2 separate regions of the Homo sapiens genome follow, and region 1 is linked to region 2. A link is a loop called in an ENCODE intact Hi-C map of the cell type or tissue named here. Cell type or tissue: mammary epithelial cell. All regions are shown on one strand. Each heading gives the region's core, and the rest is flanking DNA. Links, peaks and the distances in the headings are about the cores only.

Region 1 (16,000 bases), core at 5,435-13,434, 75 kb before region 2:
AAGCTCTGCCTCCCGGGATCATGCCATTCTCCTGCCTCAGCCTCCAGAGTAGCTGGGAGTACAGGCACCCGCCACCATGCCTGGCTAATTTTTTTGTATTTTTAGTAGAGATGGGGTTTCACCGTGTTAGCTAGATGGTCTCGATCTCCTGACCTCGTGATCTGCTCGCCTCGGCCTCCCAAAGTGCTGGGATTACAGGCGTGAGCCACCACACCCAGCCGTCAGTGTGTATTCTTTTCTGCAGCTGCCAGGGGCAGGGGTTGTTGATGAGGGAGGGGTCAGAAATATTCCAAAACTTCAAATAAAGCAGCACCTGACTGTATACATTTTAAAACTTGTATTAAGACTCCGTGCAGAATTCCACTTAAAGACCGAAGTCTCTCAACCAAAAGTCTGAAAGCACCTAGGGACCCCGCGGGAATGCGATGCATGGGGAGGGCCTGCGGGGGCTACCTCCCCCATTAACAGCCCCTCATACCTTGCTCGTGGGGCTCATGTAAAGATGAAAACACACCCGAGTCCAAAGTTGTTTTTTTAAATGATCTGATTCTGAAAACACACAGCACAGAAATAGAAATGAGCAGCTGAGCAGAGGAGGAAAGAACACAGGGCTTCCTGTGGTCCGAATAGCCCGGGAGGTGCCTACACAGGGAGAGAGGGCCTGGGTGACCCCACAGTTACTGACCCCACTCCAACAAGCCCTCCCTAAGGTACTTGGGCTCCACGCACCACACAACAGGACCTGCCTCCTTTCCCTTGCGACCAGGACCTCAGCACAAAGGCCAGGGCAAGGCTGAAACATGACAGATTTAAAGCTAAACCTGAAAGTATAAGACTGACCCATAAAACATCTTCCCCGGTTCCCTGTCTTGCCCCTTCCTGTCCTTTAAACATGAAGGGCCTCCAGGCCTAAGGAAGCTTCTCTGCCTCTCAGACAGTTACAGGCTCTATGTTCTTATTGTTCTGATTTCTGTAAATCTCTCTGAATATATATTCATATGCCCATGTAGCAAAGAAGGCAGGTGGACCCTACAGCGTTGCAGGCCTGCAGCTAGCTTGGTTCAATGGCATTAATAAAGACACAGGTCAGCTACTATAGTTGGGTCAGTCTGCAGCAACAGACAAACCAGAGGGTCAGGAAGGACACTGAGAGCCCTGCCTGGCCTCCAGCAAGCCCTATTTTCCACCCGCACGAGGCAGCAGGTGCTGGTGGAGCGGCCTCTCTGAATGTGAAGGACAAGATCACTTGGTGAAGGAAAGACACCATCCCTCTCTCAGCAGGAGTCTGCCTTGCCTACACATCAAGGTCTGTCACTCATTAGTTGAGCCACCTCGCAATCTCTCTGGGCCTCAGTCTTTTCAACTGTGAAATGGACATGGTATCTACCATTGTGAGAAGTAGGATAGAGAATGGGCAGAAAGTGCCAGCAAGGAGCCCCGGCCGGGCACATGGCTCCTCCCGAATCTCTGTGATGAGCGAAAAGGCAGCCAAGTGCCACCTGTCTCCTCCCAGAAGACTTCTCTGCCTCCCCAACCACCCACCGCCTTTAAGAGCCTACACATCATGGTTCTGCTAGGGATTTAGTCTGCATATGTTCATGTGGGTCCTGAAAGGTATGAGCTTCACCACAGAAGAGGCCTTCCATGGCCTAGTGTCCTCTCAACCGCTCTGTTACGGACACAGCAGCCACTATGGTTCCCAAAGAATCAGATGCCCGGGAGGTGCCTCAGCACCAAGGAGGAGCAGATGGTTCCTCTCGCCTGCCTGGGAAAGCTCCGAGCTAGAGGAAACAAAGTCAGAGCTTGAAGCAGCAGTTCTCAAATGGAGTGGTTAGAAATCACATGGACTCTGGGAGGCCGAGGCGGGCGGATCACGAGGTCAGGAGATCGAGACCATCCTGGCTAACACGATGAAACCGTTTCTACTAAAAATGCAAAAAATTAGCCGGGCATGGTGGCGCGGGCCTGTAGTTCCAGCTACTCGGGAGGCTGAAGCAGGAGAATCACTTGAACCCGGGAGACGGAGGTTGCAGTGAGCCAAGATCACGCCACTGCACTCCAGCCTGGCGACAGAGTGAGACTCCATCTCAAAAACAAACAAACAAACAAAAACAAAAACAACAACAAAAAAACACACAAAGTGGTTATTTAAACTGGTTTCCCAGCCTCGCCCTGCAGATTCTGATGCAGGGCAACATCTGCAAAAAAATGGCTTAGGGAGCAATGGGAACTGGGCGGTCAGCTGCAGAAAAGGGAGAGAAACCTCAAATGATAGATCCTAAAGACAGCAGGGCTCAGCGGTAATGCCCCTCCTCCTAGGCTCTCACAGGCCTAGGCAACGTTGGGCTGCTCATGGCTTTAATACCACCAAAAATTGCAGAAATTTGTCAAGAGTGAGGTGAGCAGAGGTCCCAAGAACAAGGCAACCTCCTGGACACTCTCCTATAGGAAGCAAACTCAAAATAAACCAGAATCCTAACCTGTCTGCACCTGGAGTGCTCTGAAGATCCTTTGGACCAAGCCTGTTTACTTTATACACAAGTACACAGGCACCCCAAATTAATTTCTCAGGCTGGAACTTCACATCTTACGGGACTGACAAACTCCCAGGTTGCCCCTGAAAAAGGCACATATCCAAGAGCTAGAAGTGTTTTCTCTACTATGTCCGAGGATGTGAGCTGAGATTATGAGTCCTTAGCACAGCCCCTACACAGTCAGGCAGCTCTCATCTCTCGTGATGCTCAAGGACTCTCCAGGCTAGGATGGAGCAGAGCTCCACACCATGGAGGCCGGCCCTCAGCACCATGCCTGCCACAGAAGGTGGCCTCAGTCTCTCCATGGCTTCCATGTGTGAGAGGCTTGGGGTCAGCAGACATGGTCCAAGATCATCAGACCTACCACAATCAGGAGGGAGGAAATTCTGACACCAACCAGGATGATCTTTCAGGACCTTATGCTGAGTGAAATACACCAGTCACAAAGGACAAACACTGCATGATCCCATTTATGTGAGGTGCTGGAGGAGTCAAATTCATAGAGACAGAGAATAGCATGGGGGTTTCCAGGGGCTGGGGAAGGGAGTTATAGTTCAATGGGTGCACAGTTCAGTTAGCAAGTTGAAAAGGGTCCTGGAGAGAGACCGGTGGTGGTGGTTGTGCAACAATGTGAATGTACTTAATGCCACTGAACTGCACACTTAAAAACGATTAAGATGGTGAATTTCCAGTGTACTTACCACAGTTAAAAACATTCGAACAGACCGGGCACGGTGGCTCATGCCTGTAATCCCAGCACTTTGGGAGGCCGAGGCGGGCGGATCACCTGAGGTCTGGAGTTCAAGACCAGCCTGTCCAGCATGAAGAAACCCCATCTCTACTAAAAATACAAAATTAGCTGGGCATGGTGGCCCATGCCTGTAATCCCAGCTACTCCGGAGGCTGAGGCAGGATAATGGTTTGAACCTGGGAGTCGGAGGTTGCTGTGAGCCGAGACTGCGCCATTGCACTCCAGCCTGGGCAACAAGAGCGAAACTCCGTCTCAAAAAAAAAAAAAAAAAAAAAAAAAAATTGGAAAAAGCATTTGATCAGCTTTTTGCCTTGGAGAGCAGGCCCTTGAGAATCCCAAAGCCTCATGGCCTGGCCTGCTCCACCCTAAACTCCTGGCGCTCCCACTCTCCTTCTAGACCTGGAGCTCCTCCCAAGAGCCTTCTAGTGATGTCTGGTGACATCCACACCTCAGCTCGACATCAGTCCCCAAAAACTTGGTGACAGAATTAGGTAAAATCATGGGCAGCACTTTACAGGTGGAGAAACAAAGGCAGAGGACAGAGGCAGCAATCTGGGTTTCTAGATTGTTGCTTTGTCCACTCCTGAAAAACCAGGGGCCCAGCCAAATCTCTCAGGCTTTTACTTGTCTGTGAGGCTGCCCGGACCCCACCTCACCTCAGCCTGCATTTGAGAAATTTCTTTTCCTTTTTCGGGAAATTTGCCTCTCCTCCACACCCACCAGTTACAGGGTACGTGGGTGTATCGAGAAAGAAATTTCCCAAAAAAGGAAAAGAGATTCCCCAAAGTTAGCCCCATCTCAGGGCTGCCTGGAGAGGCAATGGTCAGCTTCCGGAACTGGATGAAGTCCAGCAGCCCCAGCCCCAGCAGAAGTCCCCGAGCAGAAAGGGCTTCCCGAAGCCACTGTCCCCAGATCCAGGGACTGCTGCTGCCTTCCTCCCTCTCCTGCACGCTGTGACCTCCTGATGTCCACCTTCCTCTCCAGGTCCCAACCCAGTGGGGCTGAGGTAACCGAATTTTCCCCATCCCAGTTATCTGGAGCTCTTGGGAGGTTTTCTCCCTTCTGCTGAGTAATCCCTAAAGGTCACTACATTGCTAATCTCCCTCCGAGGAACACCCCTTTTCCTATCTTCTCTCTTTTCCTACCCGCCCTGTCTTAAGGTTTTCAAGCTGGGAGCAGAAATTACGCAGCAAGGCATTTACAAAGTTGGTAGTTCAACTCCACACATATTTACAGAACACCTGGCTAGATTTGTGCCGCCCAAACCCCATGCTAGACAATGGGGAGACACACCAAGAATTATCACGGGCCCAACAACAACAAGAAGTCAGTCTAGTTGGCAAGATAACACTCAAGCAAATGAAATCAAATGGTAACATCATATAAGTCAGTAACAATTCGAAATAGATGCTGATTGAGTGTGGAGGGCACAGACCAGCCATAAAATGCTATAGTTTATTATATGAGCCTGGGAGGGTCAGAGGTAGCCACGGGCTGCTTAGAGCTGCTGCTTTTGGAGACAAATGCCCAGGTAGGGATTGCTTTGCAACATCACGGTCTGAGGGCACCACGTAGGGAGTGCCACCTATGTGCTCCCTGGTACACACACACACAAGCAGTTCTGCAGGCCCTGTGGTTGCCTGGTGTGCAGGGGAACCCCGTAGACCTCTCTAGATCAGAAACAGGCCCACCCCATTCTACGACTGGCACTGCACCATCATCCCCCTCACTCCAGGAAATCTGACAGGTGAGTCCCGTGCTGTTTAAGAGCAGAGCTAATAGCAAATCACATTTACATTTTCATTTTTAAAAATAAATAAGAATTTAAATAAACCCCTGTCGAAACTGCTCAGTTTCTTGGCCTTGGCACTGTTGACATTTTGGGCTGGAGCCTTCCTTGTTCTGGGGGCTGTTCTGTGAAGGAGATTCAGTAGCATCCCTGGCCTCCACCCACTAGATGCCAGCAGCATTCCTGCCCCAGGTGTGACAATCAAGGATGACTCCAGACATGGCCAGTGGCCCTGGGAGGCATGACGCTGAGGACCACTGGTCTATTTCCAGGCACTCACAAAGGAAGCTTCCAGCTTGGCTGGAGTTTACCCACACATAAGCCTATCTGAAATGGAGTTTTCCTGCTCCAGGTCTCAGGATCCTGCCAGCCTGTTTGGGGTGGGACTCTCAGCTCAGGGCGGTTGACCGTTAAGCTGGAGCTCCTGGGCTACAGGCTGTCTGCTCACTCTGGGGAGTGGCTCTGAGGAGCAAACCCTGATGCAGAGCACTGGGTGCTAGAGAAATCTCTCCAGCCTCTGCCTCCTCCCACCTGGCTTCTACCCTAAGTGCCTCCTTGCAACCTTCCCCTGTGACCTTCCTGATACAACAGGGAAACCCCTCCACAGCCTCGGCTGGGCAAAGCAGTATTTACTGATGGGCTCACTGGGTCAGTTTCTCCAGCTCCCAGGTCATCTGCCAGAAAGCAGCCCGTGGCCCAAAACTCCCAGCTCTGGGCCTGCCCCCATGCCCTCTCTCAGTCCAAGTTTTCCCTGGGACTTCTTTCTTTCCCCACATCCCTGGCACAGTCCCACCTCTGCCTGAGCACTCCATGAAATAATACGCAACTCATATCCAGGTTGCTGGGAGACCACAGTGCACTGTGAAGTGTCGGTGCTCCTGGCTAAGCGGCCTCAATTATCCAGAAGCCGTGCCTGGGAGGCAGCATGTGCTCTGCACTTGTGCCAGCACCAAGGCGTCCCCAGAAGCTACCCTCTTTGTGCTTGTGCAACTGAGCCAGAGGGAATAATGGATTTTGCTGGACTTTAGTTAGACCTAAAGAAAGATTTCCTGACTGAAATTATCAGTCCCCAAGGAAACAGTGCAGGGAACTTTGTTTTTTTGGGATGGTTCATGACCCAGCCCAGCCTGAATGTAATCCAGTGACCTCTTGAGGCTCCTCTGATACTGTTAAGTCAATTGCAGGACTCAGCCAGTCAGTCAGCCACAGGGAGGCAAGATAAACCTCACAGCTGCAGGAGCCCAGCTCTGACCCCAGGGCTACTCCCTGTGTAAGGGCTAAGCCAGGAGAACACGAAGTGTGAAGTCTAATCCTCCAGGTCTGCTTTCTTGCCTCAAAGGAACGGAGTGTCCAAATGCTTTGTCTCCCTGCTCCTACTTCCAGCCAAGTCCACAATCGGTGCTCACCTCCAGTACACTACCCTGGAGCACAGACGTTCCCATAGCAAAAACCCCCTATGCTCTAATCATGATGTACAAATATGCTCACCGGAAAGAATGAAAAGGAAGACAATTCTTTTTAAGTAGGAACCAGTGAGGTGACAGTTGATACAGGATTATGGTACCATCCTCTTAATTCACCCCAGAAACAAAAGTAGAAAACATATCACATCACAAAGGTTAGGACTCGAGTACAAACACGCCCACTTCTGACCTTTGCACATGTGAGCTGTAATGACCACCCAAAAATCCCAGGCACCCCCGCCACCCCCTGCCGCAGTCTGGAAGGTACCTCTAGGGACAGTTATCTCCACTCATACTTCCAGAGTCTGTCTCGCCCCTGCAGCAAAGAAACAAACTCTGGGTAGGATAGGCAGGGGCTGCCTATTTTACATAGTGAGACTAGGCTTTCCAGGACAGTCCCAATTTTAAAATGCTGCACATATGGGCACACAAACATTCACCCACCAAGTGGAACTGGAAAAGGCGATCAAATCTCGCATCTTCAACCCTTTACAAAGTTTGGAATGCAGTCCTACTTTAGATTAATTAGGAGAGACTAATCTCCTTTAGAGAAAAAGTCAGGAGATAAAATGGGTGGAAAAAGAAAAGCCAGAAATTCCACCTAGTTGATTTTCAGGTTTGGCCTCTGGGGCAACAGCAGCAAACACTCATCCAGCCCAGGAAGCAACTGGAAAACCAGGGAGGTGGGGAGGAGGAAGAAGCCTGTCTGCCTGGTTTAGTGACCAGAAGAACGATGACCTTGTGACCAGGAGGCCTCTGAAGTCAGCTCGGAAAACTAAGCCAAGCTCAAATGAGACAAGCAAAACCAATTACAGTCGCAGAATTGACAGGCAACCCCAGGACTAGGTGCGTGAGCACATGTGCCAGCCCCAGGGCCAGCCCCTGCCCCACGCCCACAGGTCCACAGCCTGCACACGTGATCCAGGACTTTGCCCTTGCTTTCCCCTAACCAGGAGTGCTCCAGTGAAGTCCACACTATTAGCCTTCAACAGAAATGACTTCCTCCCTCACTTCTTCCTCTCACTCAAGACCACAGAAGATGATGTTTCAAACCAAAGGTCTGGGTTTTTAAAGCTGTCTCCAGCAGGTGCCACAAGTTCTTCAAAACATTCCACACTCCCAAACAGACACAAGCAGGAGCACATGGCTGCTGTGCTCTCACATGACAACGCAAGGGCACTGTAATGGAGGGACTTGGTGAAGGCTGGGGACAGGGAGTGGGCAAGGATAACACTTACCATCTCATCCAGGGCGTAGCGCAAGAGGCCGTGCTCGTAAAGGATGAAGAACCGTCGCTGCCATTTCTGCAACGGAGCACAAGGTGGGTGGTTAGGAGGATCTGGGTCCTGGCCCCAGAGCTTGGCTTCTGGAGTTCCCACGTCTGACAAGTCCATATCTAAGGAAGGTCACTCCACAGATTCCACTTCTGGGGCAGGTGGCAGGAAAAGAGGGACCCGAGGCACAAGAATGTTGATTCATCAGCCAGGACTGGGCTGGGAGACAGGCCCAAATCACATGAGTGATTGAGGCTTAATAAGAAGTCTTTTTTTTTTTTTTTTTTTAACACTTGGAAGCTCCTCAGGAGCAGAAACAACGTGTGGTTACCTTTTTGTATTCCTGATGGTGCTCAGCATAGAATGCATCACATGACATGTGTCAATATTTATTTGATGAATGATCTGACATGACATGGAATAATCCAGGAATGCCAAGGCATGGATTCACCACTTCTGAAAAAACCTGGGAAACTGCTACAAAAGGGGTTGTTCTGATGATCCACTGGCAAAGAGGAGGCACAAAAACAGCCAGGCTCCAGAATTCACTGAGGTGAAATGAGTTAATGAAAATCAAAACAGAGGAGCAGCAAGACCAGTGGAAATAACTCCAATATCCAAGGAGTGACCAACTGGCACAGATCATCCCCCGCTCTACTCTCCCTCCAAAAGCCAGACCACTGGGAAGTGTCCACGGCGGTCAGATGCCATCAGGAGCTGAAATGAAATGGACTATGCGGTGTATGTCTTCCTTTGTGTGGGGAGAAGGGACTTGTCCATAATGCGAGTCTGCTGGCCCAGGTCATGAATGACAGGCACAGCTCCCAGCCCCAAATCATCACAAGGGTCCATGACCTATTTTCAACATTTCAACAAGCCCAATCCAGCCTGGGCAGCATGGTGAAACCCCGTCTCTACAAAAAATACAAAAATTAGCTAGGCATGGTGATGCACGCCTGTAGCCCCAGCTACTCAGGAGGCTGAGGTAAGAGGATCACATGAACCTGGGAGGTCAAGACTGCACTGAATCGAGATCATGCCACTGCACTCCAGCCTGGGTGACAGAGCAAGACTCTGTTTCAAAAAAAAAAAAAAAAAAAAAAAGCAAAGAGCCCAACAATACTCAGAGTTTAACTGGCAGTGAGGCCACGTGAACTGACTATAAAAGCACATCTCTCTGCTTTGGGCCAGGGTTATCATTTATAAAAAGACTCCTGTCAGAGGCTGGAAATGGCAATTTTGTACAACCTTGATATAAAATAGGAAAGGGAACTACTCCCTGGAAACTGCAGCCCAGCTGGACCAGTGATGCCTGAGTTCTCCTGTCTGGGTGGCATGAACAGGGACTCAAAGGGCCTTGCAAAGAGGCCTTGTAGAGGGCTGGTCTATGCTGGGTGTGTAGAGGAGGCCACCTGAACATGTTTCCCAGGAACATTTCCAAGGGCCTTATGTGCAGCCTCTGAAATCAAAACCCATTCTAGAAGCAATCCCAAAGAACAGAGACACAATGCAAGGCCTGTGGGACCAGAATACACAGCCCAAGGCCCCTACTCCAAAGTGTAATATTCAGGGTGGGGAAAGGATGAGCAGCAGAAACTAAGAAGAAGAGGAAAGGGAGCTCCCGGGGATGGAGGGGGCTGAGTGGAAGCAATTTATAGGGTGCAAGCGGCAGCACTGTAAGAAAGTTTGTGAGGAAGGAGAGTTTTGTAACCGGAGTCAAATCCAGAGGGGCTTCCTGGCAGAGAAACAAACCACAGGTCAGGCCAATGATGGTCCCAGCTCTAGCGGGGCCCTGCCCTGGGCAATGCACATTTTAGTAAGAGGTAAGCCAAGGCCTCTGGGCCCCCAACCCTTCACTAGTGCTAGTGTGCTGAACCCCTGGCTCAGGAAGAAGGGAGGTGCTACAGGGGCAGGCCTTGGCATGGAAGGAATTGGGAGCTGCTCGGTATAATGCAAACCTTTAACTGCTCTTTTGCCTCTTCCATTTTACTGTTCCTAGAGTCAACCTGACCCACAAAACAGGCAACACCCACATGAGAGCTCCTCATTCTGAAGGGAGCACTACACACAACTATGTATAATTGAGACCTTTTCTGTACAACGTACAAGTGCACCAAATGGGGGAGCCCTGCTGGTCCTGCTATCCCAGGATCCACTGTTCAACTCTCCATCTCCCTCTTCCACTCTGCCAGTTCACCCTTAGATGGGTCCCTTCTCTGGTTCCTCCCTGAGAGTTGGCTCTGATGCCCTTACCCGAGACCGGTGCACTGGGTTGTCAAAGTCGGTCCCATCTGGAGCCAGGAGCAGCCAACCGCCATAAATGGGTTTTGCCTAGAGGAGAAAAAAGAGGGCAGGTCACCAGCAGCCTTCAACCCAGAAGAGAGAACAGGTCAAGTTAACAGCAAGCACTCGCTGGAAACAGATGTTGCCTCTGCTCTGCAGAGGTCATGACACCTATTTCCACTGCGGTGCGTCTGCAGCTGCTTGAGAGTCAGAGGCTGGCGGGGATTCTGCAGCATCCGGGGTGGAGAGCATACAGGCCCTGGCAGGAGTGTGAGAACCTGGAGAGTACAGGATCCCCTAAGACATGCTGTCTCCTGCAAGTTACTGATCAAGCCACCAAGATCAGGAAAAAATGACATGTTATTCAACAAATATGTGAGTGTCAGTGTGTGCCAGGCGCCAGGAAATAGGACATGAACAACACAGTCAAAAAGCTTCATCCTGAAGATACAAAACAGGGCCTGGAGAAGAGACTGCTTTCGTGATCAAAGCCAGCTCTGGCCAAAGAATCATCAACTGACTGGCTGTGTGACTGCGTGCAGAAACTCTTTGAGTTCAAACTCTCCCATTTGAAAAGTGAGAGTGATGACAATTCTACCTAAACCTCATGACTCTGATGTGAGGACTGATGAGATAATGCAATCAGTAAAACCCAGCACAGGGATGTAAAACGGTGCTGCCACCTTGGAAAAGTCTGGCAGTTCCTCAGAAAGTTAAAGGCAGAGTTACCCTAGGGCCCAGCAATTTCACCCCTATGTATACACACCCAAGAAAACGGAAAACAGGGGCTCAAATAAATACCTGCACATGAATGTTCATAGCAGTATTATTCACACCTGCCAAAAGGTGGTAACAGCCCAAATATCCATGGACAGATGAATAGATGAACAAAGTGTGATGGGTCCACACAAGGGAACATTATTCAGCCAGAAAAAGGAATGAAGCACTAACATACACCACAACACCGAGGAACCCCGAAAACATGATGCTAAGTCAAAGAAGCCAGGCACAAAAGCCCACATATTACAGAATTCCACTTATGCAAATGGTCCAGAATAGGCAAATCCACAGCACAGAAAGCAGATTAGTGGTCGCCAGGGACTGGAGGAAAGGAAATAAGGAGAGACAGCTAACAGGTATGGGGTTTCTTTCGTGGGTGACTAAAATATTCTAGAATTAGACAGTGGAGATGGTTGCACAACATTGTAAATATGCTAAAACTCACCAAACTGTATACTTTAAGAGAGTGAATCTTAAGATATGTGAATTATAGCTCAACTTAAAAAGCTGCACAAAGAACACTGAGCACAGTGTCTGGCCTGTGAGGTCTCAACAAATGTGAGGCACTGCTATATTTTACCAGCCACAGAGTCCCCACTCCCCAGACCACGGGAGGAGCTCAACAAGGGGAATCTAGACAGACACTCTGGCTCAATCTCCTTCCTCAGCCACACCCAGCTGGCGAGAATGCATTGGAAAAGGTACAACCAGTCCCATTTATCCAGTGCCTTTCGGAGGGCGGTAACACAAATTAAAACCCAAGTTCTCTGACTGCTGCTTACACACACAGGACCCCTCATGGGTCCTCCTGATGTGCTTTTTATTCAGTGCTCTCCAAACTAGGAGGCCCCACCACACTACCTCATTTGGTAGCTGCAGACCGTGACTCAGAGAGGGCAGGCCACGTGCCAGAGGCCACACAGCCTCCAGGCTGAACCAAGAACCCCCCTTTACTTGGCTTCCGCCTGCAGGGTCCTCAAGGTCCCCAGGAGCACTGGCTTTCCCCATGAATGGTGCAAGTGGAGCTGTGTGCCTGGGGTCGGGGGAAAGCTGCAAGGACAGGAGAGGCTTGCTTTGCTGCAACAGGGGAGTGGGTGTTGGCTGCAGACATAGTCCAGGAGGGCCAAGGAGTATGTGGTGGAAATCCCACCTGGGAAGGCAGAAGCAAAGGCGAGGAGAGGTCTGTGCTCTCTACGAACTCCAGCTGTGCCCAGCAAACCTCAAGGTGGGCACACACGCTCGGCCTCTCCACACCCCACCCAGGAGTGCACATCCTAAGCAGACCCCACCCAGAGGCCTTGCATGGGAAAGCCGGAGCTGGACAACTCCCTGTGTGTATCTGGACTCTGTGACTCCCAGCTCGGCCTCTCACCGGCCACAAGTGCCCACCTGTGAGGCCAGAGGCTAGCCTGCCAAGCCATTCCTCTATCTCCATCTTGACTATGCGCCACCACCCTGGCCTCTGGAGGCAGGGCTTGGGGTGTCATCACATAATCAGCTACATTTACCTGACCTTTCTCCAGGAGGAACTGTGGGGAGCCAAGGGATCAGCATCTGTTCCCTCAGAACCCGAGCCCTGGTCTCAACCCAGGCATCGTCAGCAAACCTCTGCTCAGGAACCCCGTGTGCATGGCCCTGGGTGCTGTATACCAGGGAGCCTGCAGCAGCCACTTTGCTTGGCTGTGACTTCCTGATATGGATCACCACAGAGGGGACTGATGCAGGTGGGCGGGCGGCGCAGACACAGAGCAGAGAGCGAGATGTAGGGCCTCTGGGTGGAGGAGCAGGCTGGGATGCAGGTGACACCCCACCCAGCGTTCATCAAAGCAATTCCAGAGTGATAGAGAGCAGAGGAGTGGCTGCCTGGGGCTGGGACGGCGGAAGGGGTTGGTGACAGCCAAGAGGTGCAGGGTTTCTTTTGGCGATGATGTAATGTTCTAAAAGTGACTGTGATGATGGCTGCACATCAGTTGGAATATCCTAAAAATCATAGAATTGTATCATTTAAATGGGTTAAACGTATGACGTGTGAATTTTATCTTAATAAAGCTATTAAAAAAAAGCCCTGAAGGTAAGGACCCCATAGATAACAGGGGGAGGCCTGGGGTGGAGAGGACTCTCTGGGCAGGGGCGCAGCTGATGCACAGGTGCAGAGGCAGGAATGATGGCGCCATGGGGCCATGAGGAGCCATCTGTAATTACTGAGAACTCACTCCTCAAGTCCAGGGAGCCAGGGACAGGAACTGGCCAGCTATATCACCACCACTCTTGCCTCTCACAGCCAGCCACGTGGGCTGCGCAGCCTCCCCCAGCCTCCTCAGCTCCCCAAAACCTGGCCCTCTCTACCATCCCTCAGGGCTTCCCCGAAATGTCCCTTCCTCAAGGGGACAGTCCTGACCCTCCCCCTCAGTCTCTAACAACTCACTTCTGCCATTACCGTCACTGCACATCACAGAACTAATTTCTACCTACCATTTCATTATGTACGTAATTACATTGCTATGACATGTCTTGCCCCCCACCCCCACCCCAGAACCTTCGCTCCAGGAAGGCAGGGATGGGGTCTGCCTAGCCCTGGCTGTGTCCTTGATCCTGAGGCAGGTGTGCAGAGGGAGTGGAGGTGAGTGCCCACCGGCCTAGGCCAGCAGTGGGTGGGTGGTGCCCTCTCTGAGTTACCTTCTCCTTACATAACCTAGGTCCTGACTCAGACAACCTGTCCTCATCCCCAAGGCGTGGGAAAGGCCTCCCAGGAAGAGCTGCTGCTTCTCTATGTCTCAGACTATCTAAAACTGCTGCATCCTCCCCCGCACAGCAGACCACAGTGTCTTTAAGTGCAGCAATGCCCACGGGCAGAGGCTCCCACGCACGCCCACCTGGTCCTGGGGCAGCACCTCTAAAAGGCCCTAAAGTATTCTCTTCCAGACGGTCCTATAATAATCTGAAACTGGGACACTAAAACAGACAGCCCAAAAGGCAGCAGGCAGGAGGGAGTGTGCTCTGGAAATGCTGCGTGGGTAGGCTTAGCTTTGCTGTTTTCTGGTTGAGCTGCTGGGCATTTTGGAGGGAGGCAGGAGAAGCAGGTATCTGTTGTTGACATGGGGGATCTGAGCTGGGCTGTAAGGACCCAAAGGATGGGGCCCGAGTCCTGTTTCAAGCAGCCCTGCACACAGGGCCCCTTTCTATGCAGGTCCTCCCAGAGGATGCATGTGGCTCCGGATCCCATATAAAAGTGACCACATGAGAGACTCCCCCGAGCTACCTCCTCTCCAATTAAACTCGGCCTTCACTCATGACCCACACAAGTCGGAGGCTCCACTTCTGGCTGGCCTCTAGGAAGAGGCTGCTGGTGGTCTGGGTGTGCCTTCAACCTGAAGCTCTTTCAAAAACAGTGCCTTGAAACTTCTGCTTCCTGGACGATGGGGCAGATGTAGATTTCTCCTGCTAAGTACAACCAAAAACCTGGGGCCATCATGTATAAGACAAACATGAGAAGACTCTGAAAGGTGGAGAAAAAAAGGTAAGTGGGCCAGGGACCCAGGATCCAAGGAAGGACACCGTGGTGACTCTCCCAGGCTTTCTTTTTGTCTCACTATCCCAGAGTGGGTACTGGAGAAACTGGCAACCTGAAAACGCCAATGGGCACACAACCAAAAAAAACAACAACAAAAAGCTACTTTCCATAGCTGAAGAACCAGAAAGGAGCAGCCCAACAAGACAGAAAACTCTTAGACAAGAACCGCCTTACTCTGGCCAAAAGTCACAGGAAAGGCAGCACCCCACCCCCAAGTGAGCAAAGGTTGGACTTCCACCCTTGTGAGGTGCCCCACACCCCGGCCAGGGTGGTGTCAGAAGACACAAGGGCCTTACATCCCACCAACAGCAACGAGGACCCTTCTTGCTCCATGCTAGGGTGTGTCAGAGGGCGCCCAGAGGAGGGTCAGGGTTTTTACCATTGCCCAGTGGGAAGGGAACCCATGATGAGGAGCCTCCCAGTTCAGGCATCAGTGGAGGCCGAGGGATGGACTTCTGTCTCCATCTAAGTAACCAGGTGGTCATGGTGACTCCCTTCCCCCACGGAAGCACTGTCAGAAAAATCCACTGAAAGAGAAGGTTCAAATGAGACCCAGAGTCACCCAACAGAATACAAAAACACTTGGTTTCCACCAAAAATCATCATCATACCAAGAACCAGGAAGGTCACAAACTGAATGAACAAAGACAACCAAGAAATGCCAACACCAAGATGACAGCCATGCTAGAATTATCCCACATTTAAAGATTTTAAAGCACCCATGATAAAATGCTTCAACAAGAAATTATGAGCACACTTGAATTAAAGGGAAAGACAGCAAAGAAATAGAAGCTGTAAGAACCAAACAAAAATCCTGAAATTGAAAAATACGGTAACTGAAATAAAAGCTCCCGGGTGGGCTTAAGAGCAGAAGGATTGGGGGCAATGAAAGAATCAGTGAACTGGAACACAGAACAACAGAAATCATCCCATCTAATAACAGAGGAAAAACAGACAGGAAAAAATGAATAAATAAAAGGGAACTGTGGAACTGTAACAAGAAGTCTAACATTCATGTCATCAGAGTCTCTGCAGGATAGGAGGAAGGGTGAAGCGGAAAAAGGGCTCAAAGAATGGCTAGAAACCTCCCAAATTTGGCAAAAGTGGCAACCTACACATTCAAGAAGTTTAGTGAACATCAAAGGATAAACCCAAAGAAATCCAGACCAAGACATACAATAACTAAACTAAAGAAAAACCTAAAAGACAAAGAAAGCCAGAGAAAAAAAATCTCAAAAGCAGCCAGAGAAAAATAAGACCTTATAGTTTTGAGAAAACTAAGCAGAATGACAATAGATTTCTTATCAGGAACCATGGAGACCAGAAGGAAGTGGCACACTACTTTTCTGGTGCTGAAAGAAAACACCTGTCAACCTAGAATCCTATAACCAGTAAAAATATCCTTCAGGAATGAAAGGGAAATCCAGACCTTCTCAGATGAAGGAAAACTAAGAGAAGTTTTTTGCTGACTTACCCCTAGCAAAATGGCCAAAGGAAGTTTTCTAAACAAAAAGGAAATCATAGAAGAAGGAATCCTGGAACATCTGAAAGGAAG
Region 2 (16,000 bases), core at 4,431-12,430:
CGTGTCTCAGGCCTTCTGAACCACAGTGCCCAGAACTCTGGCTGGGCTTTGTCCCAGAGGACAAGACTGGCCAACCCCCTGCTGAGCTGGAAGAATAGCTCCCTCAGCTGGCAGGGACCTGCCCCTGTTGCAATTTGGACTGAGTAAATGCTGACAGGAGGAGACTGCGTGTCAGGCCAGGATAGACAGAGGCAAACTCTGTACCCTCAGAGAGCTTAGAAGCTAGGGTTGGAAAGCATGGGAAAGGGTCAGACACCCAAGAGAAACAAGTGCTGATGTCCACCAAAAGAAAACTTACTGCATTCTATAAACTAAAAACAAACAAATGTTCTCCTGCATTGCATAGCAGAGGAAAAGACCAAATGACTCTTCCATGCAACAAGTTAGATGAATCTCGCAGATAAAGTCAGACAAAAGAATCCAGACGCAAAAGAGCATGCACAGTATGGAGGTCAAAAACAGGCAAGGTTGGGTGCGGTGGCTCACGCCTGTAGTCCCAACACTTTGGGAGGCTGAGGCAGGTGGATTACGAGGTCAGGAGATCGAGACCATCCTGGCTAACACAGTGAAACCCCTTCTCTACTAAATATACAAAAAATTAGCCGGGCGGGGCGGCGGGCGCCTGTAGTCCCAGCTACTCACGCGCTGAGGCAGGAGAATGGCGTGAACCCGGGAGGCAGAGCTTGCAGTGAGCCGAGATGGTGCCACGGCACTCCAGCCTGTGTGACAGAGCGAGACTCCGTCTCAAAAAAAAAAAACAAAAAAAAAACAGGCAAAAGTCATCTATGGAGACAGAAGTCCTGGTGGTGGTTTCTTGGTGGGGCTGGTGGAGGATGGGGTTATTGACGGGAAGGAGGCACCAGGGAGCTTTCTGGGGTCCTGGAAATGTTCCATGTCTTCATCTGGGGTGTGATGACGGGGTGGACACATTTGTTAAAAGGCATTGATTTGCACACCAACATTTGTGTACTTTGCTGTAAATTTTCCCACACTTTAAGAAGAAGAGGAGGGAAGAAGAACCCTTGGGGAGACCAGCTGGGACCCCCTGCTGCTGACTCGCGGGCGTTGCTTCGTGCCCCATGATTGTCAAGCCATTGAGGCCTCCTGGCAGCCTGGTAGACCTAGAACTATCTATGCCAATAAGACACAGATTGTTGGCTCCACCACCAGTTTCTGAATCAGGAGGTCTAGGGGGGCCTTGGAATTCACATTTCCTGCAGCCTGCAGGCCATGCTGGGGCTCTGGCCCAGGAACTGTGCTTTAGAAGAGACGGTAGAACATGGTACTGGCTACAGAATGTGCTGTGAGATCCCTCCAAGCTGGGAAGGACCCAGGTAAGTTCACAGAGGAGGTGCCCTTGAAAGATCAGTAAGATCTGAAAACGCCCAAATAAGCAGGAACTGCTGGTTCCAGGGAGGGAAGTCAGTGTGAGGCAAAGTAGAGAGGCTGGGAAGTGCAGCGAACGGCATTCCAGCCCTCAGGAGGGCAGGGCTGGCAGACAGATGTCTGAGTCCATTTCGTGCTGCTATAACAGAATACCTGAGACTGGGTCATTTATAATAATCAGACATTTATGTGGCTCATAATTCTGGAGGCTGGGAAGCCCAAGGGCATGGTGCTGGCCTGAGCCCAGCATTTGGTGAGGGCCTTCTTGCTGCCTCATCCCATGGTGGAAATCAGGAGGGTAAGAGACCAAACTCACAGTCTCAAGGCCTTTTATAATCAGCATTAACCCATGCGTGACGGTGGGCACCTTATAACCTAAACACCTCCTATTAGGCCCCAGCTCCCAATACCATTGCACCGGGGATTAAGTGTTGAATACACGCCTTTTGGGGGACACATGCAACCCACAGAAAGAGGACATTGAGGCTTCTGCTTAGAAGGTTTTGTTCTGCATGATAAAGCTTGAAAATAGGAGGAAGCTCCAGAAAAATGGCCCTCCCCCACCCCTACCAGGGGATTATGTTCCAAAGTCAGAAAGTGAGGCACAAACCACATGTGGTCATTTACCTGTGACAACCTGTGATTGGCCTATGAAGGTAGATAGCCTAGCTCAGTGCTAAAGGGCCGGAGCAGATGCTGAGTTCACTGGCTGAGTGCCAGGTAAAGCCATCCGTGTGCACTGAGTGCTCATATTGGATGACAAACCTGGACAAAGAGCCCTCCAGCCCTTCCCTGTAACAAGCAGGAGCCGGGGCAGAAGGGCAGAGGTGCAGCACAGCTGGGTCTAATGTGGGGAGCAATGTGGGGCAGGGGCAGGGCCAGGGCCAGGAAAGGGGCCTGCAGCTGTTGGTAGGCTAGCGGGTAAACAAACCCATTACAGTGGAGGTGTGCTGCTGACCGCCTTTCCTACAAGCTCATGGGCCGCCTTCACAGCACTTCCCCTGCTGCTTTTTCAGTGTAATCTTACAGCTATTCTGTCAAGACACCATGTTAAACACTAGTGGAAAAGTCACTGTGCAGAATTACCATATAATCTAGTAATTCCGCTTTTGGGTATATACCAAAAAATACCCCAAAAATAATTGAGATCAGGGTCTCCAACAGATGTTTGTTCACCCATGTTTATAGCAGCATTCTTTTTTTTTTGAGACGGAGTCTCACTCTGTTGCCTAGGCTGGAGCGCAGTGGCGTGATCTCAGCTCACTATAGCAGCATTCTTTACAACAACGAAAAGGTGGAAGCCACCCAAATGACCATCGATAAACAAAAATGTGGTCTGTGCGTACAATGAAATATTATTCAGTCTTACAAAGGAAGGAAATTCTGGCACATGCTACAATATGGAAGAACGTGAGGGCGTAATATTCCGTGAAAAGACAAACTCTATATGATTCCACTTATACGAGCTAAGGGAAGGGGAATGGGGAGTTACTGTTTACTGTTCATTGGAGACAGTTTCAATTTGAGGAAGATGAAAAAGTTCTTTTTTTTTTTTTTTAAGAGACGGAGTCTCGCTCTGTCGCCCAGGCTAGAGTGCAGTGGCCCTATCTCGGCTCACTGCAAGCTCCGCCTCCTGGGTTCACGCCATTCTCCTGCCTCAGCGTCTGAGTAGCTGGGACTACAGGCGCCCGCCACCACGCCCGCCTAATTTTTTGTATTTTTAGCAGAGACGGGGTTTCACCGTGTTAGCCAGGATGGCCTCGATCTCCTGACCTTGTGATCTGCCCACCTTGGCCTCCCAAAGCATTGAGATTACAGGCGTGAGCCACCGCACCCGGCGAAAAAGTTCTTGAGATGGACGATGGTAATGGTTGCACAACAATGAGACTGTGCTTAGTGCCACTGAACTGTGCATTTCACGATGGTCAAGATGGTAAGTTTTATGTGGACAAAAAGAACACGCTATGTGTGGAGGGGTGCAGTGGCTGGAACCCCAGCACTTTGGGAGGCTGAGACAGGCGGATTACTTGAGGTCAGGAGTTCGAGAGCAGTCTGGCCAATGTGGTGAAACCCCGTCTCTACTAAAAATACAAAAATTAGCCAGGCGTGGTGGCGCACGCCTGTAATACCAGCTACTTGGGAGGCTGAGGTGGGAGAATTGCTTCAACCTGGGAGGTGGAGGTTGCAGTGAGCCGAGATTGTGCCATTGCAGTCCAGCCTGGGCGAAGAGTGAGACTCCGCCTCAGGAAAAAAAAAAAAAAAAAAAAAGAACATGCTATGTTTGTATTTAGGATCTAGGTTTAGCTACGTCTAACAACAGTGGCTTTAACAAGACAGAGGTTCATTTCTCCAGCACACTGTCTAGGGGTGGCAGGGCAGTTCAGGGCTGCGGTGGCAACTCTGCTCCATGCAGTTATTCAGGGATCCACCCTTCTCTCTCCCATCCCTAGGGTGTTTCTCTTGTCCATGTAGCTCAAGACAGTGCACCATCATGTCCACATCCTAAACAGCAGGGTTAAGAAAGTATGGAAAAGGGCTTGCCCTCCCCTTAATAATTTTTTTTTTTTTTTTAAGAGACTGGGTCTCACTCTGTCACCCAGGCTGCAGTACAGTGGCACCATCATAGCTCACTGCAGCCTAGCCTGGGCTCTAGCAATCCTCCCACCTCAGCTTTCTGAGTAGCTGGGACTATAGCCACATGCCACCATGTCCAGCTGAATTTTTTTTTGGTATTTTTTGTAGAAATGGGGTCTCGTTATGTTGCCCAGGCAGGCCTTGAACTCCTGGCCTCAAGTGAGCCTCCCACCTCGGCCTCCCATAGCTCTGGGATTACAGGCATGAGCCACTGTGCACAGCCAGCTCCCACCTCTCTTGAAGCACTGTCATTTGGGGCCTCTGTTCTAGAAGGGGGTGCAGTTGCTGCTTGGTGTGTTGTCCATCCCCTCCACAGGATGGCAGCTGCATTTAATCTCCCGTGGCCACCATGGAGGTGCTCTTCTCAGGTCGGCCTTCAAGAGAGAAGCCTCTGCAAGAAGTGCAGTCAGCTGACAGCCTCCAGCTACTTGGGGATCTTCCGCCACATTCAAATCATCCTGCCCAACCTGGGACCCCAGTACTGGCCATCTTTGCTCCAGAGACCCCCTGGGGCCGGGTGAGGCTCCCCCGCCCAGCTCTCCAGTGGCCCCTCTCCTTCACAAGCATTGTGCTTGGTGCGCTCCATGCTCTCCCTGACTGCTCTGCCCCTCGCCCCTTTCTCCTTTACAGCTCCTTCTCCTAACACAGTTCTTGTATCTCTAACTCCAACCTGTTGTCTACTTCCCAGGGGAGCTGAACTGACACCTTTGCCCCAGGCCATATCCCCAGCACACAGACAAGTGCCTAGCACATAGTAGGCGCTCAACAGAATTTCCAAGTGAGCACAGAAAACACAGTGGGCAGTCAATACATGTGTGTTGAACTCAGCAAATTGCACAGCAGCTGGGAAACAGCCGTCGCCGGCTCCTCTGAGCGTGGTGCTCCCGCAGCCCGTGTCAGCTGCGGTGCTTTGCCAATGCAAACAGGAGTGGAGAGTTAGACCCAGGCCCACTCCAGCTGCTGGGCCCCTTGCTCAACACAGCCCCTTCCTGCCACCTGCAGGGTGGGGTCTTCCTGAGCCCGCAGAGGGCACAGAAGGAAATACCTGCTCCCGGCCATGCAGGCCTCCCTGGCATGGGCACCCTGAGAGTCCTGGTCCCGGGAGCCAGGAATAACAAAGAGGCTGCCAGGGCCGGGCCCCTGGGACCTGAGGGCTGAGGGCAGAGCATGCCTCCCTGGTTTGCTGGGCAGGAGGCTGATTGGGCTAAATGGACTTTGTTGATGGTGACCCTTTGTTCCTCCATGGCGGCTCCGTCTGAGGAGAAGTTTTGGAGGCTGTTCATTCTCCTGCTTCCCCTGCTGCCACCCCAGAGACAAGGAGAGCAGCCTCCCAGTGGCCTGTTGGTTTGTAAAAGAGTCAGGTGTGGGAGGTTGCATCACGTGCTTCTCTGGACTCGTGGTCTGCAAGGAGGTGTGACAAGTGTGGCTGTAGGTCGATGAGCTGTGTGCGGCTTGGTAACGGGCAGTGGATGAGCCAGGGGGAGCAGCAGGTGGCCCAGCCCCAGGGATGAACATGGGGGAACTGGGTCCGATGTAGGCAGGAAGGAGACATCAGCAGCAGCAGCCCAGGGGCGTGGTGGAGGGGTGCGGGGGGGCCAGAGACAAGCCAGAGATGCCTGGATGATCCATTTTGCAGAAATAACAATCTCGAATCCAGGGCTGGGCCTGGCTGTGGCTTGGCCTGGCCAAGGGTGGTGAGCAGCAGGTGTGCTGATTGTAGTTAAGAAGCCATCGGTGTCAGACCAGAGTCCCCGGGCTCTGCACCTGAGGCTGCTGCGAGAGGAAAGCGATAGGGGCTCAGGCATGCTGAGGAGGTAGGTGGGCACGTGAAGGTGGGCCTCCAGGAAGGGGACATGAATACAGCAGGTCTTGGAGCTTTCTCCTTCAGGGGCAGGGGCAGGAGGACGGCCACCTGGCTTCACCACGAAGGGCCCGAGAGCATGGCATGGAGGGAGAGGCAGATCTAGAGAGAACACCGGCCAGTCTGCGGAGGGAGGTGGAGGAATGGGTTGAAGAGGGAAGAATTCCTGACACAAACTCTGAAATGACAAAGGAAAAGAATGACAAATCCGATTACACAAACATGAGCAACTTCCAAAGACCAATCACAAAAAACAAAACAATCACAAAGTCCCCACCAACATGGCTGAAAATAAAACAATTAGCTGAGAAGAAATATTTGTCACCTACAGACCATGGCAGACAGAAGATTTTATTTTAAAGCACCCTACAAATCACTAAGAAAAAAGCCCCAAAGAAATAGCAATCTGGAAAAGGACACAAAAAGGGAACGTGCAGAAGAAGTGCCAGCAGCTGCCAAACCCACGGTCCACAAAATCCTGGATCAAACAGGCAGGAGACAGCATGACAAGGTGCCACTCTCTGCCCATCGGGTCGGCACAGATTTAAAAACAAGGACCTGGTATTGCCAAGGATGTGGGGAAAGAGCCCTGTGGGTGAGGGTGTCAATTGGACAATGGCTGTCAACTTCTAGAATAATCATGTGTGCTTCCCTTTGATCCAAGAATCCCGCTGGGGGAAATTATTCCTGTAGAAATGTTTGCTCAGGTGTGCGAAGACACCTGCGTAAGACTTTTCATCTCAGCATTGTGTGTGATGCTGATGCCACAGCGTGGTGCCTAGACACCTCCTGGAGAGGACCCAGAAGGCCCGGCCACAGGTGGGGGCCGTGTTGCCATGGTCCCTGCCCAGAGGATGCCTGGCTGGTGCGGGGCAAGAGGGAGGTGGTCCTAGAGGCAGCCTTGCCTTGATCTACCCACAGGAGCGCACTGGACAGGGGTCCTGTGAGTGTGGGATCAGGGTCCCCCAAGCCCCATCTGCCCTCTGGTGCCCAGTGGCATTGAGCAGTTGTCTTAGCCACTCTGACCTCCACATCCTCCTCTGTGAAACGGGGTGTGACAGGACTACCTCTTGGGCTCCTGAGATCCTGGCATGCGTAGTGCTGTGTCAGGCGCAGTTCTAGGCCCTCTACCTTCACTGGGCCTAGGCAGCCTCCTACCAAAGGAGGATGAGAAGACACAGAGAGGCTGAGCAATTGCCTGAGGTCACACAGCTGCCCAGTGGCCGCAGAGGACACAGCTGGTGTCCCATCCATCAGTCACCCACCCTCCCCATGCAGGACTCGCCTCTTCACGTCTAAGCCTGGGACGCCTGAGCAGGATCCTTGGGCTGCTTCTCCCAGCTGCAAGGACGGGCAAGTTCCACCGCTGGAGGCCTGGAGAGTCCCTGTCCCAGGAGAGGGTCTCAGCCAACAGTGGCTGTGGGGGTGGCGGACAACTACTCCAGCCCCTTGCTCCTCAGCGGGGCAACCTCTGGGGCCTGCTCCACGCTGTCTCCCAGGGCTCCCCACAGCAGGGAGCCTGGTGCTTCCCTGGTAACTGCCTTGATAACACATACTTTACTGGCTTCTTCCCTTCCCTGCCTCTCGTGCCCTCCCCTGGGGCTTCCTGCATCTCCCCAGCCAAGCACTTGCTCTGGAATCCTTGTTCTGGGGTCTGATTCTGAGCCCTGCCCGAGACAGTGGCAAAGCTGGAGTTGGGCCAGACAGTCGGGCTCCAGAACCTACCTTAAAAAAGTTTTTTTTTTTTCCCCATCTACTCGGGAGGCTGAGGCAGGAGAATGGCGTGAACCTGGGAGGCGGAGCTTGCAGTGAGCCGAGATCGCGCCACTGTACTCCAGCCTGGGCAACAGAGCGAGAATCTGTCTCAAACAAAAAATAATTTTTTTTTTTTTTTTAAATAAAGAGACAACAGGGTCTTGCTTGGCTCTGTCATTCAGGCTGGGGTGCAGGGGGCAGGCAGCCTCGAACTCCTGGGCTCAAGCCATCCTCCTGCCTCAGCCTCTCCAAGCGCTGGGATTGCAGGTGTGACCCACTGCAGAATCTGTTCAGTGGGGCGGCTGGACTGGTTTCGACCCACTGGACTGGTTTGCAAAACCCCCCACCCGGCACAGTCTCTGGATATTTTCCTAGACTGTGACAAGCGGCCGCTGCCAGGGGAGAGTGAGGGACCCTTTACCCTCTGTGCCCCTCTGTCCCTGGGTCAGAGCCCTGACATTTATTGCACCCACCCACCCCAGGGACAAAGTCCTCTGCACAGGGCGGGCAGCCAGCCCCTCGACCAAGGCCTCAGGAAGGTAAAGAAGCCGGGTCCACCCGTGCTCAACACCTGACTTCAGTCCAGGGTAGGCGGCCCAGGGCTCCTCTCCGCCCAAACTGGCTCCTCCCAGCGCCACCCAGAACGAGGGGTGCCGAGGGGCCCAGCACCTAGGTCAGCGGCGCCACCTGCTGGTGACCATTGGGAGGCGCCGGCGCCTGGTTCTCTGCAACATTCCGGCTCCAGAACCTACTTAAAAATTTTTTTCAAATAAAGAGACAACAGGATTTCTCTTCGCTCTGTCATTCAGGCTGGGGTGCAGGGGGTAGGCAGCCTCGAACTCCCGGGCTCAAGCCATCCTCCTGTCTCAGCCTCCCCAAGTGCTGGGATTGCAGGCGTGACCCACTGCAGATCTGCATTCTTAACCATACTCTACAAAAGCCCTTCGCTGAGAGGATGTGGTAGGATAGCCCTCCCTACAGTGCCCAGCACTGGGAGCACCTTCATACACGAAGCTGCTACTGCTGCTCCTGTCTCCCAAGACCTTATGTGGTCCCAGGCAGCCTGGAGGGCATCCCTCCCTCGGCGAAGACCAAGAGTTCCAAAAGGACACAGACACAAGAGGCCTGGGTCTCTGAGGTCCTCCAAGGGCCATCCTTCCAGTCCCAACCCCTGCTTGTCTCACAATATTTCTCAGGAGTGGTCCTTTAGTCTCTACTTGCACACTTCCAGGGACAGGGAACTCATCAGCTCTCAAAACCACTTGAGCCAACATCTGTCTCTCACTGGCTTGGCTCTGCCATCTGGGAGTCAGTGAAAATCCTGCTGGCTTGGGAGAGCAGGAGGCCCAGGTGCTGCAATGCTTGAGCTGTCGCTGTCAGTCCCTTGGCCCTTCCTGGGCTGCTGCCCTCCAGGTGGGCTCACGCACAGCAACTTCACTTCTTCCTCCTCCGTCTTTTTTGCAGAGAAAAGATTTGAACATCGAATATTTTTAGGAAGAAGAGTTTCTGTTTGAAAAACCTGCCTTCCATGGCTGCACAGCAAATCTGAGGAATCTCTTACTGGCCCTGGGTTTCACATTTACATTACAAGCAGAAGGTTCACATTGCTGTTGCCAGAGAGTGGGCTTGTTCCACGATGGGGGTCACCCACGCTTGCAGCAGATGCTTAAGATCTGAGCACTGGACATACAGGCCCTGGAAAGACAGAGAGACTTCCTGCATGGAGCTTACTGTCTGGGGGAGCAGACCACCTCACCATCCCACAGGGAAACAGACCGTCACAGCACGACAATAGCCTGGCAGGAGGGGTGCACAGAACCCTGGCAGCTCATCCTGGGGAAGGTGCTCTAGTCTGGGAAAAGGCTTCTCAGAGAAAGGGGTCTGTTTTATTTTTACTTTTTCATCATAGGAAGAGTGCACAGTTTAAGTGTTCAGCTTGATGAAGTTTTACCCATGGGTGCCTCAGGCTCAGCCCCCAGACCAAACTGGAGAAGACCAAGTTCGTGCCCAGCCCCTAGAGGGCTCCTTTGTCCCCTCCCATCCAACACTCCCCCCACCCCCCGAGAAGTAACCATTCTTCTCTACCCTTGTGCCATAGATTAATTCTGCTTCTTTTTGAGCTTCCTAGTAATGGAGGTTTGTGAATGGTGCTCTTTTGAGTCCGGCTTCTTCACTCAACAATGACATCTGTGAGATCCTCCCATATTGTTGTATGTGGTCGTCGGTGATTCTTTTTCATTGCTGTATAGTATTTCATTGTATGAATATACTGTCATTTGTTGATGTTTTCTGTTTATGGATATTTGGGCTGTGCTGGACAGTGATAGTTTTTGGCTGAGTGGAAGTTACCTTGCTATGTGGAGGCAGAGAGGATAGGGAGGAACACTTGATAAGGCAGGAACAACATACACAAAGACCTTTGGCAGGAGGGAGCCTGCCTGGGGCCCTGAAGGCTGGTGTGGCTGAGGGGCATCCCTTCCTGTACCCTGCTTCTAGGCCGCTGTGTTCTGAGTGCCTGCTGCTTTGGCCTGATATGTGGCCCTCCACACTCATTTCCACCTCCTCCTCCTGTGCCTTCCTGACCAGCAGGGACTGGGAAGCTGAAGGCTACATTTCCAGGTTCCCTTGCAATGGCTTCCAGGGTTAGGATCCACTAGTAACACGCCCAGGTGAGATCAAGGAGGCGGGGGTGGGGGACATCTTTTGGCAGCTCTGGGCTGTGTTCTGCCACCCAGCAGGGTCACAGGCACGTGGAAGTGTCTAAAGCAATGTTCCAGTGTCTGGTCTTGAGCTGCCCAGTGGCCCTGATCCCAGGTCCCTGCACCCCACGAAGTCAGTGGTGCTTCAGTGGCATCCCTGATTCCTACCTCCTGGGCAGCTTGGTTCTGCTGGGCTCTGGGAGCCATGGGGCAGGGGCAACCCAAGACCTCTCCTCCAACTCACCCAGGGATTTTGTAAGTGCTGGATGCCTGCATCAAATCCTAGCTGCTCAAACACCTGGAGATATCACCCATACCCATTGTGATGGCCACTCTAAAAAAATAATAATAACAAATGCTGTCAAGGATGTGGAGAAACTGCAATGCTTGCATATTGTTGGTGGGAATGTCAACTGGTGCAGCTGTTAAGGAAAACAGGAAGGAGATTCCACACACACACAGACACACACACAGACACACACACACACACACACACACACACACACACACAGAATTACCACATGATCCAGGCATCCCACTTCCGGGAACATACCGAAAAGAATAGAGAGCAGGTCTCAAAGAGATGCGTGCACACCCGTGTTGACAGCAGCCTTATTCCCAATAGCTGAAATGTGGAAGTGGTGTCCCTTCCATGGATGTCCCTCCACGGATGAATGGAGAAGCACACTATGGGACATCTGCACAGTGGAATGTTATTCAGCTTTCAAAAGGAAGGAAGTTTGGACACAGGCCACCACATGGATGGGGCTTGAGAACATTATGCTAAGCTAAATAAGCCAGTCACACAAAGACAAATCGTGTATGATTCCATGTAGGTGAGGCACTAGAGTAGTTAGATCTCTAGAGACAGAAAGTAGAATGGGGGTTGCCAGGGGCTGGGGAAGGGGGAAGGGAAGTCAGCGTTTCATGGGGACAGTTTCATTTCTATAAGATGAAAGGTTCTGGATATGGACGATGGGGATGGTTGTGTCACAATGTGAATGTACTTAATGACACTGAACTAGATACTTAACAATAGTTAAAATGGTAACTTTGTTTTTTTTTTTTGAGACTGAGTCTCGCTCTGTCGCTCAGGCTGGAGTGCAGTGGCGCGATCTCGGCTCACTGCAAGCTCCGCCTCCCAGGTTCACGCCATTCTCCTGCCTCAGCCTCCCAAGTAGCTGGGACTACAGGCGCCCGCCACCACACCCAGCTATTTTTTTTTTGTATTTTTAGCAGAGACAGGGTTTCACCGTGTTAGCCAGGATGGTCTCGATCTCCTGACCTCGTGATCCACCCGCCTTGGCCTCCCAAAGTGCTGGGATTATAGGCGTGAGCCACTGCGTCTGGCCTAAAATGGTAACTTTTATGTTATATGCATTTTACCATACATAAAACAAAACCCCAGACTGAAAACCAAAAGCACTCAGAGAGGTTTCTCTGCAGAGCTTTTCCTGTATGTTGTCGGGTCAGCTGATGCCCCATCCATGAAAGACAGGGACAGAGTCAGGCCCATTTTACAACTGAGAAAACCAAGGCTCGGCCAGAGGAGGGAGGAGCCCAGCAGGTGAGCAGCAGAGGGGGCTGGACTCTGGGTCTCCCTCCTGATCTGTGCTCTTTCCACCATTCCCATCCCCATGCCACCCCACCCCACCCTAAGGAATGGTCCTTCAAGAAGCCAGCATTTCCCTCTGTCAGGAGGAGGACAAAGCCCACCCACCCCAGCGGATCCTCAGACGGGAAGGCTGCTCCTGCCCCCCTTGGGATAGACACTCCCTCTCATGTCAGCCTGCATGGGAGCGGGGTCTCAGAACCAGCCTCTGAGAGTCAGAGGGGAGGCTGGACTGCTTTTGAGCCACTGGACTGGTTTGAAAAACGCCACCCCACACAGCCTCTGGAAATTTTCCCAGATTGTGACTAGGGGCTGGGCGAGAGTGAGGGACCCTTTACCCCTCTGTGCCCCTCTGTCCCTGGGTCAGAGCCCTGAAATTCATTGCACCCACCTGCTCCAAGGACAAAGTCCTCTGCACAGGGCAGGCAGCCAGCCCCTCACCCAAGGCCTCGGGAAGGTAAAGAAGCCGGGTCCACCCATGCTCACCATCTGCCTTTGGTCCAGGGTTGGCGGCCCAGGGCTCCACCCCGCCCAAACTAGCTCCTCCCAGTCCGACCAGGAACCTGGGGTGCAGTGTGCCCAGCACCTAGGTCAGGGGTGCCACATGCTGGTGACCATAGGGAGGTGCCAGCGCCTGGTGCCTTGTTGCATGCCAGTCAGCCACTAAGGGGCAGTGAGGGGCATCACCCAGGAGGGCTGTCACGCAGGAGGGCTGTCACCCAGCAGGGCTTTCACCCAGGGCTGTCACCCAAGAGGGTTGTCACCAGGGCTGTCACCCAGGAGGGCTGTCACCCAGGAGGAGTGGCCGACCACCCATAGGTGCTGAGGGGCCTTTAGATAAGGCCTTCTTCAAGCTGCCAGGGTCCTGTGGCAGCCATCACACAGTGTCACAAATGGGGTTTAACACAACAGAAGTTTATCCCGTCAGGGTTCTAGAGGCCACAGTCCAGGATCGAGGGATCGGCAGGTTCTGCCCCTCCTGGCCCCTTCCCTGGCTTCTGCTGGTGGCTGGCAGCCCTAGGTGTTCCTGGGCTCTGGATGCAACCTCTGCCTCCGTCTTCACGTGGCCTTCCTTCCTGTGTCTCTGTGCAAATGTCCCCTGCCTTATAAAGATACCAGTCATTGGTTAGGGCCCTCCCTAATCCAGCAAGACCTCATCTTCCCTTGATCACAGCTGAGAAGACTCTATTTCCAAATCACGTCACCTTCACAGGTGCTGGGTGGACATGACTTTTGGGGAGGTCACTACTGAACTCAGCACAGAGGCTCAGCTCAAACAGGGCCCCCTCCACGCAGCCCTGCCCCACCCCTTGCAGCGTCCCCTGTCCTCTGAGCCCAGCAGGGCGCTGTGGGCGGCTGGATGGGCCTGCACCACACCGCACCCGGCTTGCTGGTTGTGAAGCATTTTCTCTCTACATCTACCTCACAGCACGCAGCTGAGCGGCAACTCCTCGGGGAGGCTGAGCGGGGTTAGGGGCCCTTTCTTTTTTAAATCTGTTTTCAAGGCACTGTCATTGATGTGTGGGCCTGGAATACTCAGAGTGGAGTCGGGTTTTACAGGTTGAAGCCTGGAAAGAACTGTTGGGTTTCTGTGTGTAGCATCTGCTCCATGACATGATATACAAGAAGGAAGAATGGAAGAGGCTGTGATCCCAGCTGCTTAGAGAAAGGGTTGCGGTTGCAACGGTCAGAATGGCAGCCCAGTGAATCCCGTTGTCCATGGTGTTGAATTCTTGGAGACAGGTGCCTCCCTGCCAGCCAGCAATGTGAGAAACGATGTTCAAGACTGTTTTGATTCAGCCGGGCGCAGTGGCTCACACCCGTAATCCCAGCACTTTGGGAGGCCGAGGCGGGCGGATCACCTGAGGTTGGGGGTTCGAGGCCAGCCTGATCAACATGGAGAAACCCTGTCTCTACTAAAAACACAAAAATTAGCCGGGCGTGGTGGCGCATGCCTGTAATCCCAGCTACTCGGGAGGCTGAGGCGGGACAATCGCTTGAATCTGGGAGGCGGAGGTTGCAGTGAGCTGAGATTGCGCCACTGCACTCCAGTCTGGGCAACAAGAGCGAAACTCTGTCTGAAAACAACAACAACAACAATAACAAAAAGATTGTTTTGATTCAAGTGCTTATGAAAAACAGGGATGGGTGGGACAGGGGGTGGATTTCTGCCCAAAGCACTTCCTATGTGGGACCAGCAGGGCAAATGGCTGTGGACCAGCACGCAGCCAGCCAAAGGGAAACTGGTGTGTGGAGATGTGCTCCTGAGAGTCAAGTGCTTAAAATGCGAATCAAATGTGGGAAGTGCCAAGAAACGTTATATCAGGACATCATTCCACATTTGGAAAAAGAGGAAAGGCGGGCAGTGGGGAGATGACCTATTGTTGAGCCACACTACCCCAGCCAGAGAGGAGGCCTTGGGGAACCCCTCTTCTTTTTGTCACAAAAAAAGTTTATGTTCATAGTAGATGACAATTGTGGTGATATTGAACAACCTTCATTAAAATGATATCACCTGTATCTATTGATGACATTTCATAGTCTTCATGAAAGCCATTCTAAGTGGCTGCAAAACATTCACTCTAGTAGGCTGACTGTGACATTTTTGTGTCCCCTATTTTTGGGTGTTCAGGGACTTTCTAGCTTTGGCAATTAAAGGTAATACTCAAGTGCAGGTGTCAAATTTTGCCCACATTTTGGATTATTTCTTCTGGATGAATCCCTGGAAGTGGAATTCCTGAGTCAAAGGGAGGGAGGACTATTAAGTCCCTTGATTAGCGATTTCAAACTGGTGGGCCAGAGCCAGTTTGTCTGTTAGCTGAGTTTCATTTGGCCTATGCATTTTTTTTTTATGTACATACAGTTTTTTTGTTTTGTTTTGTTTTTTAGATATGAGGTCTCACTCTGTTGCCCAGGCTGGAGTGCAGTGACGTGATCATAGCTCACTGCAGCCTCAAACTCTTGGGCTTAAGCAATCCTTCTGCCTCGGCCTTCATAGTAGCTGGGACTACAGGCATATGCCACCATGCCTGGCTAATTTTTTTTTTAATTTTTGCAGAGACAGGGTCTTGCAGTATTGCCCACACTGATCTCAAACTCCTGGCCTGAAGCAATCCTCCTGCCTCAGCCTCTCAAAGCACTTAGATTACAGGCATGAGCCACCGGGCCTGTGCACACATTTTTAAAAGTAAGATTTCCCATCAGAATGCAGATTTACAGCTTATCTTGGAAAATCAAAGCTGCCCAATCAATCAATGTAATCCACTGCATTACAGGAATGAAGGGAGAAAGCCAGATGATCATCCTAATTGATGCAGAAAAAGCATTTAACAAAAGGCAGCATCTTTTCATGATTAAAAACCTTCAACAAACTTGAAACAGAGGAAACTTCTTCAACATGAAAAAGCACATTTGTGAAAAACCCTCAATGATGGAAGGCTGAAAGCATTTACCCCAACAGAGGAACAGGACGGGATGCCCAATTTTCACCACTTCTGTTCAGCATAGTACTGGGATTCTAGCCAGATAAATTAGGCAAGAAAAAGAAATAAAAGGCATCATATCGGAAGAGAAGAAATAAAAGTATTCACAGATGACATGATCTTATATAGGAAAAAATCTGCTGAAAAACTATTAGCCCTAACAGAGGAATTGAGCAATGTTGTGGAGTGCAAGGCCAACACACAAAAATTAGTTGTATTTCTATATGCTGGCAACGAGCAATCCAAAAAGAAACTTAAGAAAACAATTCCACTTACAATAGCATCCTTAAGAATAAAATTCATAGGAATAAATTTAACTAAGGAGATGAAAGACTGGTACACTGAAACTTACAATGCATTGCTGAAAGAAATTAAAGAAGACCTAAATACATGGAAACTCAGCTCATGTTTATGGACTGGAAGACTTAATATTGTTAAGATGCAATACCACCCAAAGCAAAATACAGTCTTGATGCGATCTCTATCAAAATTCCAATGGGCTTTACTGTAGAAATGGAAAAGTTGATTCCCAAATTGCTATGGAATTGCAAGGGACCGCAAACAGCCAAGA

The links. A loop is a pair of places that touch in the nucleus more often than their neighbours do. Peaks named below come from ENCODE experiments on the same cell type or tissue, not always from the same donor. Only the 100,000 strongest peaks of a DNase experiment are listed, where the experiment ranks them.
Region 1: it touches region 2 in a loop (2.7-fold over the local background); 5 of 110 quality-filtered maps call a loop at or near these places.

The regions. Positions count from the first base shown.
Region 1 is chr17:17,069,852-17,085,851 of GRCh38, reverse strand. It overlaps MPRIP (myosin phosphatase Rho interacting protein), which reads right to left. Exons shown (of 24, transcript NM_001364716.4): 2 at 10,065-10,142; 3 at 7,776-7,841. Among named protein-coding and RNA genes, the nearest start is that of MPRIP, 35 kb to the right of the region's middle. RefSeq lists enhancers at 12,646-13,172, 13,173-13,698. In mammary epithelial cell, for the core only: no CTCF peak of the experiment used is centred there; a DNase peak (open chromatin) is centred at 10,321; H3K27ac peaks cover 1,183 bases.
Region 2 is chr17:16,994,285-17,010,284 of GRCh38, reverse strand. No RefSeq gene overlaps it. Among named protein-coding and RNA genes, the nearest start is that of LINC02090, 14 kb to the right of the region's middle. RefSeq lists enhancers at 5,023-5,551, 12,698-12,747, 13,793-14,355. In mammary epithelial cell, for the core only: a CTCF peak has its summit at 8,320 (motif pointing left); a DNase peak (open chromatin) is centred at 8,294.